Linked DNA regions of Homo sapiens: region 2 is linked to region 1. Evidence: read pairs that join two places in POLR2A ChIA-PET (ENCODE). Cell type or tissue: K562. All regions are shown on one strand.

Evidence for each region. Peaks named below come from ENCODE experiments on the same cell type or tissue, not always from the same donor. Only the 100,000 strongest peaks of a DNase experiment are listed, where the experiment ranks them.
Region 2: POLR2A ChIA-PET joins it to region 1 with 5 read pairs; 3 of 35 experiments call an interaction of 5 or more read pairs at or near these places.

What each region holds. Positions count from the first base shown.
Region 1 is chr11:120,338,069-120,342,068 of GRCh38, reverse strand. All of the region lies in intron 1 of ARHGEF12 (Rho guanine nucleotide exchange factor 12), which reads right to left. Among named protein-coding and RNA genes, the nearest start is that of ARHGEF12, 3.7 kb to the right of the region's middle. In K562, no CTCF peak of the experiment used is centred here; a DNase peak (open chromatin) is centred at 2,268; H3K4me3 peaks cover 1,909 bases.
Region 2 is chr11:120,563,397-120,567,396 of GRCh38, reverse strand. All of the region lies in intron 1 of GRIK4 (glutamate ionotropic receptor kainate type subunit 4), which reads right to left. Among named protein-coding and RNA genes, the nearest start is that of GRIK4, 54 kb to the right of the region's middle. RefSeq lists enhancers at 1,689-2,268, 2,269-2,849 and a silencer at 2,400-2,669. In K562, no CTCF peak of the experiment used is centred here; no DNase peak of the experiment used is centred here; H3K27me3 peaks cover 2,949 bases.

The DNA.
Region 1 (4,000 bases):
CTAGTTTTATAATCTTGACTTAAAATCTTGACTTAAACTGTATGAATTAGCTTAAAGTGTAAATGACAGAAGCATGATCTGCCCTGTACTGAACTGAAAATATTGTAAATGTTAAAGAATTATACTACCACAGGATATCATTACCTACATGATGGTATTTTACTCAAAAGAAGGCAAAAATATAATTTTGTTGATTTAAAAATTTTAACTCACATGGCACTATTTTGAAAACCTGTAATTATTATAAGGGAAAGGAGCATGTCTTCAAATAAAGCTCAGGAACATCATCAAAACCAAGTTTTAACAGAAAAGACCAAAAGAAGTTAAGCTACTATTCTTGAAAATGTGTCATGGTCAATTTCTAGGAAACAAGCAAGTATATAAGAAACATTTCTAATAATGTCAGACAACCATGATGCAAAAGAGTCCCTTCAATTACCTCTGGGAACCAGTATGTTATCTTGCTGTTTCTGTGACCCGTATCAGTTTGGGAAGCAATTCATACCCACCACTGGATGACATTTAGAAGAGGCAACCACATATGTACAATGAAATATTTTCCAACTGTTTTCCCTGGAATCGCAATGCTCCACAGAAACATATGTAAAATTCACCATTTATGGATTCCATGAATGTTTGCCTCAAATTTCATTTTTTAAACTGAAAACTCAAACTTAGTTAAAAAACAACAACAGCAACAACAAAAAAAACCACTGGGCTCGGTGGCTCAAGCCTGTAATCCCGGCACTTTGGGAGGCCGAGACGGGTGGATCACCTAAGGTCAGGAGTTCAAGACCAGCCTGGCCAATATGGTGAAACCCCGTCTCTACTAAAAATACAAAAATTAGCCAGGCGTGGTGGTGGGTGCCTGTAATCCCAGCTACTCAGGAGGCTGAGGCAGGAGAACCGCTTGAACCTGGGAGGCGGAGGTTGCAGTGAGGGGATCACGCCACTGCACTCCACCGTGGGTGACAGAGCAAGACTCAAAAAAGAAAAAAACCTACATGTTAACTCGATGGTATATACATGTTAACAACCGGAAACCACCAATGTGTTAAGTGGTATTCCAAGGTTAACATATTTTTGTAATGATTTCAAATAAAGCTTCTCTTGTCACCTTACTGAATATGAACATCATATAAATGTACCATTAATCAGGAAGACTACAACACTGTACTTTCAAAAAAAGTTACTTTAGATTCTGCATGTTGACTCATGTAAAACTGTACAAGTGAATGTACTATTGCATACCTTTATGACTCAAGATTTTATACTGAACTAAAAAGGCAAAGATAAAACTGAATACAAAACTAACACTGTGATCTTTGGCCCCCATTTCAATTTTGTATTTATGGACTGGCTGACTTTACAAGAAAAGGTTACAAATAATTTCACCTTGCCGAGAGATGACTCATGCAACGTTGAAAATAACATATAAACATGAGTAGCTCTTTTTTTTTTAATCAAAACCATTATACAGCAATTTTGACAGAAAAAGTATCACTAATGAAAAGTATCATTAATTACTGGGTACAGGCATATAAAGTCACAGGTTTCCACACTCACTTTAAAAATCTGCTTAAGTTAAACAGCTCAAAGCTGAATTCAGTGCTTTAAAAAAATTGTATCAAAAACCTGTCTTTATCTATAAATCAAAAACTACAAAATTCATAAGCCCTAGCCAAAACAAAAGTCCATTTATTTCAAGGAAGAACCCTATAACTTTCCTACCTGTACTGTCCCTGAAAATTCAATGTTATAGACACTGGCCTGAAATCATTTACTGAGTCTACTAAAAGGGCATTCTCTCCTGTCTACCTCTCAGAAGAAATTCCAATTGCTATAGGACCCCTAAATTCTCAGGGATACAAGAAAGACATGTAGGAGGATTGGAAACGATTAGGATGTATTTTAAGACTGAATGCAGCAATCAATGCAGACTAAAAAGCAGCAATCAGACATTTCTACACTTGTCAAGTGCTCATTCTAAACGATGAAAACTACAGACTCCAGGGCTCATAAATTGCTTACCATTTTTTTTAAAGCTGTTTGGATATACTACATAGAAGTAATAGCTACCATGAACATAGTTTGAGTTTAAAGTCTTTTAAAAAGTTTGAGTTTTAGGTTTTAAGGGGTGCGGACTGGGGAGTAAAAGATGAAGGGAAAGAGAAGAGAGCAAGTTAATGTGTTGATTTAACTGCAAAATAATAACAGGATGTAACAGAGTTCTGAGTATCCAAAGTGACCAATCAGAGCCTAAACATAGCTGAATTCCATCCCAGCCCCAGCACGTCCCTAACACAAGAATAAAACCCTTATCTTGTTCAGCCATGTGTCGCCTGCCACAAACTGCAAAACAGAACAACGCCCAAAACCAGCTAGTCTGATTTCAACTGAGGACAGACAGACTCTGTAGTCAGAAGCACCACAATGAAAGAACTCTAACTCACACAGCTGGCCTGGTGGTTCTGCACACTCTACGAAACAAAGCCATACCACATACAGCACTTCAAACTTGAAAGGATCTCTATCTAAAAAGCTACACTGGTGCTGTTAATTTTCCAACAGTTCTAGAGTCAGCAAAATATACCTACAGTAAGAGTTAGACACTACGAAAAAAGGATGAGGTAGGGCTGACAGAAAGCTAGAAACTATTATATACTCGTAACTTTGTTAAGACACCTTGGCAGAGAAATAATACTAAACCAGTACCTCCAGATTTCACCCCAACATATATTCATATTAGGAACAACTACTCTCTTAACAGCAAATGGATGCTTTATATTTACAAAATATATTTAAATGTGGTCAAATAAGAATAATTCTTAATAAAAAAAGACCCTAGTAAAAAAAAATCCTACGAAACAGGTCTCAGCAGTGCTTATTAATTGGCTTTCCAAGGTCTTTTCTTTAAAAAAAAAAAATGTAAAATTAGGCAGCAGCACCTGAACCAGTTCAAAAAACATTAATGCCCAAACCAATTTGCAGATTAATCTTACAATATTCATTTTGTAATCTCTTGTGCCTGCACAGTGCCTGGCCAAAAAAAAAAAAAAAAAAGAAAAAGAAAAGAAACAGGCTTTCAGTAATTTCATATTTATTGAATGTTTATATGCCATCTACGTTATAAAGAGGATACAAATTCCAAGATTCTATTTCCAAGATAACGAGAAGACAAGGAAAATCCCTGAGAAGCAATGCTGAAGAAAAACCATTACTTGAGGGCTTTTCACTCACTTGTGTGTGGAATGAGTCCGTTCTGTTTCCATAAATTAAACACCTCAGCATCGCAATGAAAACCAACATTACATTAGTTCCTAGCAAGACTTTTGTTTACAGGCTCAACAGAAAGAGCGAGAATTGAATGAAGCAGGAAAACAATTATCCCCACACCCGTAAAAGTGATTTCTCAGAAGCAAAACACCCTGAAAGGAAAAAAATGGGGATAACCAGAAGAAAGTAAGATAAGCATTGTCAATACTTATCTTAAGTGTATTCTTGGAAAAGTTAAAAATTATTTCATTGAAAATGAAAACCCACTTTGAAAAATACACAAAGAGTAAATATAAATACTTTAAATATTTAACAGACTCTTTTAAGTGAACATTCATGTGATGCTGGAAAGCATCAACAGGAAGAGGAAGTTCTGTTTCTGGAGTAGCTGTTATGGTATGATAATGGAATTTGGCCCTTTTAAAATCAACAAATGAGTCTTACAATTGGGTAAAACTCTTATTAGGAAATTAAGACTACTTTGTGCAGAAGCACTATTGTTGCACTTTTCATCAAAGAGCTTTGGCCCTCTAATTCAGTTACTTGATCTATTTTTTCACGGTGTAATAATTCGAAGACTGACTTAAAAATAAAGCAAGCTGACAAATTTGGGACTAGCATGCAGTGTCATAATTAAATTGAGAATGAAATGTGGTCAAGGAATCAATATGCTTTTTATCCCTTACCCTATAAACAAGAGTAACTTAGGATAAGCAAACTGCAC
Region 2 (4,000 bases), 230 kb before region 1:
GCTTGAGCCTAGGAGTTCAAGACCAACCTGGGCAATACAGAGAGATCCCATTTCTACCAAAAAATTAAAATTAGCTGGGCGTAGTGGCACACCCCTGCATTCCCAGCTATTTGGGAGGCTGAGGTGGGAGGATCGCTTGAGCCTGTAAGGTCAAGGCTGCAGTGAGCCATGATCGCACCACTGCACTCTAGCCTAGGGAACAACAGAGCAAGATCGCATCTCTAAAAAAATAACATCAAAAAACAAGCTGGATGTGATGGCATGGCCTGGGGTCCCAGCTACTGAGGAGACTGAGGCAGGAGAATCACTTGAGCCCAGGAGTTCAAGGCAGCAGCGCAGCACAACCACACCTATGAATAGCAACTACACTCCAGCTAGGCCAACACAACAAGACCTTGTCTCAAAAAAAAAAAAAAAAAAAAAAAAAATTAGGAGGCCGAGGTGGGCGGAACACGAGGTCAGGACATCAAGACCATCCTGGCCAACATGGTGAGACCCCATCTCCACTAAAATACAAAAAACAAAAATTAGCCGGTGTGATGGCACGCGCCTGTAGTCCCAGCTACTCGGGAGGCTGGGGCAAGGGAATCACTTGAACCCGGGAGGTGGAGCTTGCAGTGAGCCAAGATCGCACCACTGCACTCCAGCCTGGCAACAGAGTGAGACGCCGTCTCAAAAAAAAAAAAAAAACTGAGGGTATAAACAAGAAAAAAAATCTTGTGATATGTCCCTAGACTCTCCCTCTTAGTTGATGTCAACCCATTAATTGCTCACCAGTAATGAAACCACTTTATTGTACTACCCACTCAGAAAACTGAACCTCAAGACAAAAAAGGGTTTACAAGTTGTTGGAACAGTATGTGCCACATATGCTCAGCACCTTCTTTATTCCAAATCTGGAGGGTCCAAACCACATCGTAGGCTGGCCCAACTTCGTCCGTAGATTAGCTGGCAATCACCTTAAATAGTCTATTTTAACACCAGCATGGGCTTATCTGACACCTGAGACCTTACTCAGTCAGAAGGAATTTGAAGTCTGGCCTCCTTTCTCAGTCACTTCCTGGCTGGATGACCCTGGACAGGGTGCCTAACGTCTCTGGACTCCAGTTACTTCCTCTGAAAAGCAGAATAAAGAATATCTTGCCTAGATCAGAAGATCTCTGGAAATCCCTTACAGCTCATAGAGCTACAACTGTTCACTAAACGGCCTCTACAAATGAAGAATTTTTTGCCTTTTCATTTGTCAAATAAAATCTGAGGCCTAGGGTAATAGGCAAAGAACAGGCTTTAAAGTGCAAAGCACAAATCCAGGCTGCCATTTACTGTATCTTGGATATAAAACTTAACCTCTGTGGGCCTGGCTCAGATTTTTATCCTAGAGACAATGACGCCTACTTTCAACACGGCTCAAGGGGTAGGAAACATAGCATCATCCTTCCAGCCTAATACCAAAGTCACACCCCAAGCCCAGAATAACCACGTGTGTCTCAACTCTTTCTCCTAGATTTCCTGTCTTGCTTTTCACTCTCTATAGGAAAAGATGGTTTTGTCCATTCCCTGGCAACTAACGTGCTATTAGTTAAGTTTTCTCATGTGGCCAGGTATTACCTCTGAATTATAAGTGGAAAGACTGAGATGTAGAAAAGAGCCAGGGGGCAGGAGTAATTAGTGAGGCAAAGCCTGCAGCCAGACCCTGTATTTCTACTCCGGTCTCATTAACCGTGAGCGCTGCCGGGCGCTGGAGGCCCCCTTCTCCTACCTGTCGTCCTTCCTCACTCGGCTGTGTTCTGTTGTACCTCGTACAATATTGGATCTGTAAAACGCTTTATATTCCTTTAGCCAACACAGGGATGATTCAGAACAAGATTGGGTTATTACAAATTCAGGAGGCACTACACACACGGCTGTCATGTTTCAGTTACCCTTTCTCCCGGTTTAATAAAATTTGCCACACTAATACAAAGCCATCTTTTATCGTTTTCCCTGCAGTTGTAACAACTTGTCCAGCGCATTCCTGCTAATTAAAGGAGGAGAGGATGCAGCAGCTCACTGGAAAGTGGGCTTCTAGGGAGGCTGTCAGTATCTTTGCAGCCACTTAGCTCTGGTTCTTAGAGTCCTTTAATCGCCGGCTCCTCCATGACATGAGGCCTAATGAGGTCAGCAGCCGGTGGCGACATGGCAGGCAGTCCCGCGTGGCGGCGGCCGGGACAGCTGGGCGCGCTGGCAGGAGAGCAGGCACAGCGCTCCCCACAGGCAGGATGACGCGGGCTCCGCAGCCCGTCCTCCCACGCTGCCCCGCATCACTGCCTCGGCCCTGACGTGCGTGCGACAGACTCACCGCAAACAGTCCCCAGCGGGAGCACGAGGCCGGGACAGGAGGTGGGCGGCTACACAGGACACCCCACCCCCCCCACCCCCCCGCAGCCGGCGGAGCCGATCGCCGGAAAAGGGAGGCGGTGGGCGAAAGGAAAGCGGGGAGCTGGGAGAGGAGCTGTAAACAAAGAGCTGCCCTTGTGCGAAGTCCTGAGCCGGGTCCAGTCAGCCCGCTTCCTGTGGCCCACGCACTGCCCGCCGGCCCACGCGGGAGCCTCGAGGGGCGAGGCGGAGGCTGGGCGCAGTCCTTGCAGCCAGCAGCCACCTCCGCGCGCTCCGCCGCGGTCCAGCTAATTACCTGCTGCGGCGGCGGCCGTGCCCTTTAGGGTGCATTAGTATTCCCGCCGCGGGCGCTGCCCTCGCGGCGTCGGCACCGATGCCCGGCCACCTCCAGGCCCGAACGACTGCGGCTGCGGGAAGGCGGGTCGAGGGGGGCTACGGCACCCCAGGGAGAGGCCGGGAGCCGCCCGGACCTCGGAGGGGATGGGGTCCTCTCTGGGAGGCACCCGTCTCCTTCCTGGGTCCTAAGACCCTTCCCAGCCCTGCGCTCCGACCCCACTCCTCCCGAAACGTCGGGGAATCGGGAAAGGAGGGCCACGGGCAAAGCGGGGGCGGGCGCCCCCTGATTAGCATGCGGCGCCGGTTGCCCGGGCCCGGATTCCCGAGCCCCCTCCCCGCGAGCGCACACTAATAAGTTTACAAATGGAATCCGGTGGCGCCGCTTGCAATAAAAGGCAGAAGCTGCGCTCCGGCGCTTCAATGAGAGCATTTTCCCCCGTAACAAGGGGCTGGATTCAGCTGCCTGGTGCCGTCTGAGCGGGGCGAGTTGCCAGAGTAACCAAGGCCTAGCGCGCACGTGGGGAGAGGGAGCTGGCTGGGGCTCCAGCGCTAGCCGCCGCCTGCGCGCCCGGGCCCTTCCTCAGGCCACCAGCCACTCCTCCGGGACATTGCCTCCCCCACCCCAACTTCCCCACTACATAAACTGCCTCCCTACCCACCCCCTAACCTTTCAAAGGCTCTCCGGCAGCTTGTGTTAAATTCATGAGACACACCGGGAACACCTCCTCCGCGATGGGAAAATAATGTTTAGGCCTGGAGTGTCACTGGAGAGGGGGCCCAGACGGTGACTGTGCTCAGAGCGGGCGTGGAGGCACAACCGACCCCAGGTGTGGGAGGCGCCAGAACTGGTGCAAACAGCAGTGAAACAGCAGGTGGAGATTCCAGAGCCCTGGGTAGCTCAGGAGGTAGGCTTCTGAATGACCTGGGGAAGGGTGGAGGGGAATTCAGAGCCAACTAACCCTGAGTGCCACATCTAACTTCCTGAGAGGAGGCTCCAAGGACGGGAGCTCCAGAAGTTCCTGGGGTCTAGCAGCTGCGGGGAGACCAGCTGGACCGTGAGCAAAGCACCCATCTATCCCACCTGTAACACAGGGCTGGCTGCTGCTGCCTTCTCCCAGCCTTTGGCCTAGGTTGGTTTAAAAAAAACGAGTTCAAAAGCTGAACCCGCTTTTGGTCTTCAGCTCTCAAAAGTTCACATTTTGCTCCAGAAAGTTAAGGCTGCTGTCCACCCTACTTCCTTCCCAGGGACCAAAAATATAGGGATTGTTTCTCTCTTTTTACAAGCTTG